Linked DNA regions of Homo sapiens: region 1 is linked to region 2. A link is a contact called in ENCODE Hi-C or POLR2A ChIA-PET data. All regions are on one chromosome and are shown on one strand. The core of a region is the stretch at or near the end of the contact, and the rest is flanking DNA. Distances in the headings are between cores, read along the strand shown.

What was found. Hi-C counts contacts between places; a loop is a spot of excess contacts on that map. ChIA-PET counts read pairs that join two places held with the same protein, here RNA polymerase II (POLR2A). Pooled maps may share reads with other maps.
Region 1: a map with no recorded cell type shows a loop between it and region 2 (4-fold over the local background). The contact joins two enhancer-like sites. A Hi-C loop is called at or near these places in 1 of 168 maps with a recorded cell type or tissue (naive thymus-derived CD4-positive, alpha-beta T cell), 2 of 37 single-sample maps with no recorded cell type and 1 of 50 pooled maps. POLR2A ChIA-PET finds 5 or more read pairs at or near these places in 5 of 52 experiments (CD4-positive, alpha-beta T cell, GM12878, H1 and 2 more).

The regions. Positions count from the first base shown.
Region 1 is chr6:1,479,817-1,484,460 of GRCh38, forward strand. All of the region lies in intron 3 of LOC102723944 (a long non-coding RNA gene), which reads right to left. Among named protein-coding and RNA genes, the nearest start is that of MIR6720, 92 kb to the left of the region's middle. Within about 2 kb of position 1,640, at least 6 of the 41 ENCODE cell types and tissues checked have a DNase peak (open chromatin) inside an H3K27ac peak, as active enhancers do.
Region 2 is chr6:1,524,778-1,529,568 of GRCh38, forward strand. All of the region lies in intron 2 of LOC102723944 (a long non-coding RNA gene), which reads right to left. Among named protein-coding and RNA genes, the nearest start is that of FOXCUT, 78 kb to the right of the region's middle. Within about 2 kb of position 2,499, at least 13 of the 41 ENCODE cell types and tissues checked have a DNase peak (open chromatin) inside an H3K27ac peak, as active enhancers do.

The DNA of each region.
Region 1 (4,644 bases), core at 390-2,889, 46 kb before region 2:
ACTTTGAACTACAACTGGTTATCCTGTTCCATTTTTAGGAAAGACAAAAAAAAAAAACAAAAAACAGAAGAAAATTAGCTAATGTTGGGGATTTTGTGAAAGGAATTTGCAAGAAAATAAAAAAAGAATCTTTCAGGGACTTTTCTGAAGTCTGTACATGATAAGCCCAATCCCTTGTGCCTTCTGTTCCTCCCTTATCGGTGCTTTAACAAGAGAGCTGCTGCTCCAAACAGGAATCACTGAGGTCTCACAAAACCTTCAACTGCGAAAAGCAATGTCTATTACTATGTAGCAAATCCATCTTCACTCATTCATTTAATAAATGACTATTGAACGCCTACTGTGTTCTAGGGCTAGGGTTGGGATAGAATGGCCCTTTTCTTCATGGGGCTGGGTCCCAGGGAGGTTCTGGTAGGCTCTTTCTTCTGCCTTGAGGTCGGTCCTGAGCTGCTTACTGGGCAGCTCCACCTGGTACTGCAAACTCAGCCTGCTGAAAGCTGGAATCATTACCTCCTACATGTGCCTCTGCCTTTGTCTTGGATGTAACAGGAACTCATTAGAAGTAGCTTCAGAAAAATATGGGCTACCACAAGGATACAGAGGGAGCCCCGCAGAACCCAAGGACAAGAAGTATAGTCACGCCCCATAAGGGATGAGAAGCAGGAAATGGAAATCCTCTACAACCAGGGCAGTCAGCTCTCCCACACCAATCTCTGGCATCCCATAGTTTTTGTCCCTGCTTCTCTTTATTTCTCTGTGGCCCAGTCTCTCTCTCTCTGTGTCTGTACTAGTTTGCCAGGGCGGCCATAGCAAAATACCACAGGCTAGGGGGCTTATATTTTTTCATAGTCCTGGAGGCTGGAAGTCCAAGATCAAGGTGTGGGCAGGGGTGAATTCTCTGAGGCCTCCCTCCTTGGCTTACAGATGGCCACCTCCTTGCTGTGTCCTCATATGCCATGTCCATCTCTGGTATATCTCTGGTATGTCCCTTCTTTTTTTTTTTTTTTTTTTTTTTTTTTTGAGACAGGGTCTCACTCTGTCACCCAGGCTGAAGTGCCATGGTGCAATCTCAGCTCACTGCAACCTCTGCCTCCTGGGCCCAGGTGATCCTCCCACCTCAGCCTCCCAAGTAGCTGGGACCACAGGCATGCACCACCACACCCAGCTGATTTTTTTCTATTTTTTTGTAGAGATGGGATTTCACCACATTGCCCAGGCTGGTCTCAAACTTCTGGACTCAAGCAATCCTCCTGCCTCAGCCTCCCAAAATCCTGGGATTACAGGAGTGAGCCACCTCACCCGGCCAGTATCTCTCTTCCTTTAGACACACAGCTCTGTTAGGTCAAGGCCCCACCCTTATGACTGGGTTCAACTTTAATTATCTCTTTAAAGACCCTATCTCCACATACAGACACATTGGAGATTAAGACTTCTACATGCGAATTTGAGTGAAACAAAATTCAGTCCCTAATCGTGTCTCAGTTTGTCTCTGACTCTCTCTGTGTGTCTGTCTGTCTCTCTCTGGGCCATTTTTCTGTGCTTCTCAATGCAGAGGGCAAAAGACAGCTTCTACTCAGTTCCCAAAATTTGTGTCCTCCCAGTTCAAGCTCTGACTAAGACTTAGTGACTCCAGTTTCAATTCCAAATTCTTAGGAGAGTAATCATACTGGCATAGTCCAGCCCTGGAGCTATGGAGCACTGCTCAGCTATGTGACCTTAATCAGAAGGGTCACAGCCTGGTACAAACACAGCCACAGGGGTCTATCCACATGGCTAGGGCATGAGAGTGCTGAGGAGTGGCTTTATAGAAAAACCACCCAAATTCTTTGATACAGAAGAGCTTTGGAAACATCACAGCAGCCTACCTTCCCAGCCTCCCTCTGCATTCCCTGACCTGATGCTAATCTTCTGGCCACTCTGAGAAAAGTCACATGCTCCCATCACTCCTAACATGGTCCCACTCACCCATCTTCTGAGCCCCTGGTGAGCACAGAGAATGTGAGAAGCTGAGCCAAATCAAAGTCCTTTAGCAAGGATTGAAAGGAGGACCAGCTTTTGTGCAGGACCCAACAATGTCTGTGACTCTGTGTGATATACCATTAAATATTACTGCAGCCTGAAACTGCTCAGAAATGTTATCTTTAAATCATTTTACGCAATTGCATGGATTGGTGTGCGACAAGGCCTTGAAAAGCTGATGTGTGCATTAATAGGAGTTTTCATCAGGTGGATGTTAGAAGTTGGGGAGGGGTATTCCAGGCCCATGGGACAGTACGTGCAAAGGTACAGAGACTTAAAACAGAAAAGCACATTCAAGGAAAATTTCAAACACTATAAGTAAACATGCATGCCTGGGGTAAAGAATTCAAGTGGAGAGCAGAGGTGGAAGCGGCCAGAGACGTAGGCAGGGCTAAATCCCAAAAGCCTTTGGGCACTCTCCTAAGCAATTGAGACTTCATCCTCTGGGCATAAGAGTGTCATGTAGGATGAGCATTTTAGAAAAATGACACTGGTTGTGCTGTGGAAGAGAAGCATGTCTGGAGGCTGGACGATGAGTGAGGAAGGTCGGAGGTAAGAGGATGAGGAATGCAGGTAGAGGAACAGACAGATTTGAGGGCTGTCTAGTAGATGGAAGTGACAGAACTTGATGCTGGCTGAAACAGAATGACCTGTAGCTGTCTGACATGGGAAGCAGATGTTTTTACAAAAGGAGAAGTGAGATTTTGTTTTAACCTATTTTTATTCTAATAAATTGGACTAAAAGCACTGGTTTGAGCCTGTGCTCCAGTGAAAGATTTCATCATGACTGGTAGAGTTGGCCTTAACATCACTGGACTCGACACAAAACTCTTGAAAAAACTGTGAAGTTTAACTCTCAATGTCGCCAATGTCACCTTCCTGTTTTGTGCTATTCTTACCGTGAGGAGGCACCTATACAATCAGCCAATTACTATTTTTTGAGCATTTACTGTGTTCCCACATCTTACAGTATGGCACTTAACACACAAAATGAAGTCTCTCGGGTTGGGAATTGTGGTAGAACATCTGCAAAGACGGTAGCCAAAAGGTCCCCCTGTCTCTGAATGCACATACATGTCTCCCATCAAGAGGCGGAGCCTATTTTCCCCTTCTGAGATTATGGCATTATGACTCATTATGACCAAGAGAATGCAGTAGCCATGACAGGTGAGAGTGCTAGGGCCTAGACCTTAAGAGGCACTGCAGCTTCCATGCTTGCTGTCTTGAAGTCCTGAGCTATCATATTAAGAAGTTCGAGGGCCGGATGCAGTAGCTCACTCCTGTAATCCCAGCACTTTGGAAGGCTGAGGTGGGCAGATCACCTGAGGTCAGGAGTTTGAGACCAGTCTGGCCAACATGGTGAAACCTCGTCTCCACTAAAAATACAAAACTTAACTGGGCATGGTGGCACATGCCTGTAATCCCAGCTACTCGGGAGGCTGAGGCAGGAGAATCGCTTGAACCCAGGAGGCAGAGGATGCAGTGAGCCAAGATCATGCCACTGCACTCCAGCCTGGGCGACAGAGTGATACCCTATCAAAAAGAAAGAAAGAAAGAGAGAGAGAGAAGAAAGGAAGGAAGGAGAGAGAGAGGGAGGGAGGGAGGGAAAGGAAGGAAGGAAGGAAGAAAGAAAGAAAGAAAGAGAGAAAGAAAGAAAGAAAGAAAGAAAGAAAGAAAGAAAGAAAGAAAGAAAGAAAGAAAGAAAAAAGAAAAGAAAAGAGAAAAGAAAAGAAAAGAAAAGAAAAGAAAAGAAAAGAAAAGAAAAGAAAAGAAAAGAGTCCATAAGTAACCTGTAAATAGATTCACAGTTCCAGAAAGTGGGCCAGGGAGCATGAACAAATGTGTCTCATCAAACTGAGCCTCTGCCCCATTTCAAAGCTTCGCATAAAGCTGCAGTGATCCAGGCAGCATGGAATCGATGTGGGGATTCACGTGGATCAACAGAACAGAATACAAAAGCAAGAAATATACCTTTATGTTTCCAGACAATGTTGCCAGAGTAACTCGATGATGAAAGGGTAGCTTTTCAGCAAATGGTGCTGGGACAATTAGATATCCACACGCAACAACAACAACAACAAAAAACTTATACTCTCACCTCACACCATACACAAAAACACCCAAAATGGAGCATCAACTTAAATATGAAAGTTAAAACTACAAAACGCCTAGACGAAAACATAGGAGGAAATCTTTGTGAAGTTTAGTTGGACAATGATTACTTAGAATGACACCAAAAATATAATCAAAAAGTTTTTGATAACTTGAACTTTATGAAAATTAATAATTTTGCTCTTCAAAAGACACTATTAAAAAAATGAAAAGACAATCTACAGACTGGGGGGAAAATTCTGCACATCATACATCTAATTAAAGGGTGTCTATCCAGAGTATATTAAGAACTCCTACAGCTTAATAACAAGAAAACAAAGAACCCAATTATTTTGTTATAAAATTTGCAACATATAATTGTATATATTAATGGGGCAAAAAATGATGTTATGATTTATGAATACAGTGTGGATTGATTAAATCAAGCTAACTAACATATCCATCACCTCAAATACTTACCATTTTTTGTAATGAGAACTTCTGAAATTGACTCTAAGCATTTTTTTTTTTTTG
Region 2 (4,791 bases), core at 1,249-3,748:
TCCTGGGGACAGAGTTTCAGTTTTGCAAGATGAAATGTTCTGAATATGGATGGTGGTGACGGCTGTGCACCATTGTGAGTATACTTAATGCCACACTGAACTGCACACTTAAAAATGTTTAAGGGCTGGGTGCGGTGGCTCACGCCTGTAATCCCAACACTCTGGGAGGCTGGGGCTGGGGGTGGATCACTTGAGGTCAGGAGTTTGGGACCAGCCTGGTCAACATGGTGAAACCCCGTCTCTACTAAAAATACAAAAATTAGCTGGGTGTGGTGGCACAAGCCTGTAATCCTGGCTACTGCGGAAGCTGAGGCACGAGAATCACTTGAACCCAAGAGGCGGAGGTTGCAATGAGGTGAGATTGCACCACAGCACTCCAGCCTGGGCAACATAATGAGACTCCATCTCAAAAAAAAAAAAAAAAAAGTTAAGATGGTAGATTTTATGTTATGTGTATTTTAACACAATAAAAAATCAAAGGTAGCTAATTCCCATTCTGCCCCAATTTCAGAGAAACACGTGGGCGAAGACAGGGAGGGGTGACTGTCGGTGCTGCCCGGGCCCTGCTGCCTTCCAGATCTCTGGCACCAGGGCTCTTTCTAGCTCCCTCCCCAGAAGAGGACATCAGCGACTTGCACAGGCCCCTTCCTGGGCCTGCCTGAACTGCTGGGGGCAATGGTTGTGGAGAGAACCCAGTGTGTGGGCAGAGAGCAGGCAGCGTGCCCCCTTCCCATTCTGCTCCAGCATATCACTCTTGTTGCAACACAGGATGAGTGTTCCCACATTTTGTTTAATATTCACACGCTATAGAGTGCTTCCTCCAGCTCCTCAGTCTTCAGGACAGCCTGGACTCCGGGACTGGTGGTGAGAAGCAGCAGAAATAACAAGCATCCCTGGCCCAGCTCGCTGGCCCCTGGTTGCTTTAGGGAGTCCTGTGCCTTCTCTGAGCAGGAAGTCCCTCATTGAAAATGAGAGGGTTGGACAAGACGATCCCTGAGAAGCCTTGGAGTGCCAGCTTTCTGAGAACTGGCCTGGCACAAATGCCCCATTTAGTACACACGAAGCCAAAACAGAGAGGAACAGGGCCCCAGCAGGAGGAGTCAGCGAGCCGGCCCAGAGCACGCTTCTTAGAAAAGGACACGCTCAGGGACAAGGGCACCATGACCTTCCCAAAGGCACAAAGGGCACAGGGCTCTGCATCTCCTGTTTGTTCCCGGTAGAACATCTCGCTGTCCCGGGAGAATATATGAGGAGTGCATAAATATACAGCCCCGCACTGCTTCCTGGGCTCTTGTGTGATTCCAGGGCCTGTTCTCCAGCAGCTGTGAGCACCCACCCAGACCCCACTGGCCTGGGGACGGCCATTGAGCCAGTCCCACCTGTGAGCCCTTCAGCGATTCTCTGGCCCCCAGCCCCACCTGTCTGTCCACTTTTCCTGGCAGGCTGGTTAGGGGATAAAGCAGATGCACGGGACACTTTACTTGCCCCTTTCCCGTCCACCCCAGTTCAACCCTCCAGGTTACCCTCCGGCAGCAGAGCCACCCCTGCCCAGGACGCGCACTGCCTTCCATTAGGCAACAGTTTCATGAGGCATTTGCCGTCCTCAAGAGGCTGACGTGACAGTGCCTGATTCACAGAGGCTTCCCTCTGACCCAGGTCTAGCTGGCTCCCCAGTGGGACACCCCAGGGCCTTTCCTGGCCCAGATCTGCCGCTCTGGGCTGTCCTGAGTGAGGAACACCTGAATAAGCCACAACATCAAGGAAAGGACCATGAGGATGGGAGCACCCGGGAGCAAGCCCCTCCCTGAGCCTTGGAAACCCCGTGACTCCTATTTTCCATGTCATTTTCTCCATCATGGAATGAACACTTAGAAACTGGAAGCTCGTGAGCAGAATGATTCTGTCCTAGAGCCTGAAGGCGTGCATCAGGGCTGGGTCCTTCCCTGCAGCATAGCTTCTAAACCAACGATTGATATCTTCATTTACCAGCACGATAAAAAAGGAATTCGTTTTCTTAGAAGCTGTGCCTGTCACTCTGCTCAGAAACAGTCCAAGCAGCCGTTCCAAGTGTGGCCTTCAGCCCATGCCAAACTTAGATCAACTGCAGGCTTGGAGCTTTCTGAGGCGAGAATGGAAGTATGTGTGCTGCAGTGGTGTGTGTGGGTGTGCACTCGTGTTTGTAGGTAGCATTTACACACACCCACCGTGGGCATGTACATGTGTCTCCCTGTGCCAGTATGCTGAGAGCTTCAGGACATGGCAGGCACTCCACATGCAGGGGATGGAAAAGCCATCACATTTATTGTCTGTCCTTGTGCGGTATTTAAAATACAACTGAGAATGTGTGCAGATTTTTAAATGTTACTGGACCACTTGGGTTTTTTTTGAGACCGGGCTGACTCTGAGCCAGACTGCATCTGTCTGCGTTGAAAGGGACCATTCTTTCCCTCCTGCTCCCGCCCTGCCCCCTCCACACACACCCTCCTTCATGTGAAACCCGAGCATTTCCTTTCCCGTAAGCCTTCTTCTAGAAGCCTGTGCTCAGCACAGGGGCCAAGCCCTGCGGCTCAGGCAGGCCCACGTGACTCTTGAACTGCAGACTCAAGTCCCAAGGTGGGAAACCGTTTGTCAACGGCCCCCAGATTTACAACCACGAGGCCAGGCTGGTCTTGGGGTGCAAAGCCATTGTTCAAACCATCAGTCATGCAAGGAGTTCCTAGGATTTTTTATTTTCCCCTCCAAAAAGCTCTCTTCAGCTTTGAAGAAATGCTGTTTCCTCCTCTGGTTACTTCTGCCTGATGAGAATGCTGATCTGGGGATCCAAGTAAAGGGTGGACCACAGAGCACCTTGTCTCTGTGTAAAAGGACACCCCTGTTACTCAGCGTGCCTGAAAGTGCCTGAGTGTTTCCCAGTCCTCATCAGTGTAATCTTAAGCTAGAAGTTCCCCTTGGGCAATGCATCAGGTCTTCCACTTTTTTTCCAATAGACACCATGGGCCATACTTCCTAAAATACATGTTTCTAAATCTTCTACTTTTTTTGAAAAACAATTTTGAATCATTAAAGAAATTTTTGAAAATAGCTTTCTATAACCCACAACACCTCTTTGTGAACCCCATGATTTTCATTTGTTGAAATTTTCCGATTCTGACCATGGGAATGTGTGTCTTACCAAATTTCAACCAGACATCCAGTGTTTCCACCTAACATGCCATTTAAAGCCACTTCCATATTCAATTCAGTCTGCGCAATTCTAGTTCCAAACGCTCGGTTTCTGTTCCATTCAGAGAATGTGCTGAGATTTCTTCTGTCATTCCCTTATTCCTGGACATTTAGGTGCAACAAGTGTAGACGGGTTGTTTTTTCCACTGAATCATTTCCTTCAGATGAATTTCCACCAGCGAGATGATTGGATCCACTGGTATAATCATTTTCAAGACTTGATGTATTTCAAATTACTTCCCAAAAAGCCTTTAACTACTTACAATGCCACCAAGAGCTAGCACAATTTTTTTTATTGTGAAATTGCCAGGAATTAAATTAGCTTTTCTTGACTTAGCAGATAAAAATTGACAATCTCAAAAGGTTCATTTTCATTTCTTTAATGACTGGTGAAGGTTTTATTGTTTTGCTTTTGTTCCCCCCCACCCCTCAAACTCTGTGCCTGTTTAAATGTATCCTGTGGCTACATCTTCATCCTTCCTCTCTCAAATCCTACTGCAAAGCAAAGGATGCAGACGGGGGTTGTAGTGAAAGGGAGCTGGGATCATCAGAATGGCCTATAGGTTAACCTCCCCATACAAATTACAATGGAGACCTCCCTAGCTATGAGAACATGGGAGACTGAGCCAGGAGATAGGGTGGAGGTGTGCAAAGAAGTCATTGGCAGAAAGAGTGATGGTGGTAGCGTATTTCTTCCCTTTTCTGGGTGATGGTGGGCTTTCTGAGCTGACACCTGCTTTATCCTGGGCCTACTGCCTTCCATGGGACTCTCACATCCCGGAGGCTTAGTGTCCCTTCCTAACCACAGGGATCCAGCACTTAAGCTCACTCTATACAGCTGTTTTGCCTTCAAAGACTAGTACTTCTAATACACATTCTCCACTTTCTCTCCAATAGTGGTGTTGGCTTTGCAAAGTCTTTCTTCCTTGTGAAAGGGAGCTTCAGGGCCATGGGCCAAAGCCTCCAGGGGCTCCGCTTTGGGAATCTGATGGAAAGCAGGCATACATCCCCTACCAGCCACTGCAGCCACCAGGAACTCTGCAGGGATGTTCTGTGTTGCCCTGGTGAAGACGCTGATGCCTAGTCAATACCTTGGGATGGCTCTTCTTGAGGCCCGCCAGCACTGATGTTGTCTTTCGAGGAAGTTAAGGCACAGCTTTGGAAGACGAGAAGGAGAAACCTGGTGAGAAATTAGGGGCAGGGCATCTGCCATGTTTCCCAGATGTTGAGGCGTCTAAGGAGTTTTCTACTGACGAGGATCTTAATTCCAACATTCAGGACTCTTTATTCGTATATTAAACAGCCCTTCCCAGAAAAGCTTCTCTACTGTCCTAGACAGATGATTTCCCTGTAAACCATCAAACGTGGTCCCTCGGACAGTCACACTCCTGAGCTTCTTGGGGTTCCTATGCTGTGCCGTGTTTTCCCCTCTAGCGTGGCAGGAATTGCCCACATGACACGTGTCTGCTTGTGTCTGTCTCTCCCATTAGACTGTCAAGTCCGGGAAACAAGAGCGTCTCCCACTTCTCCTGTTCCCAGCTCGTGGCAAGCCGTGGGGGTGTTGAGTGA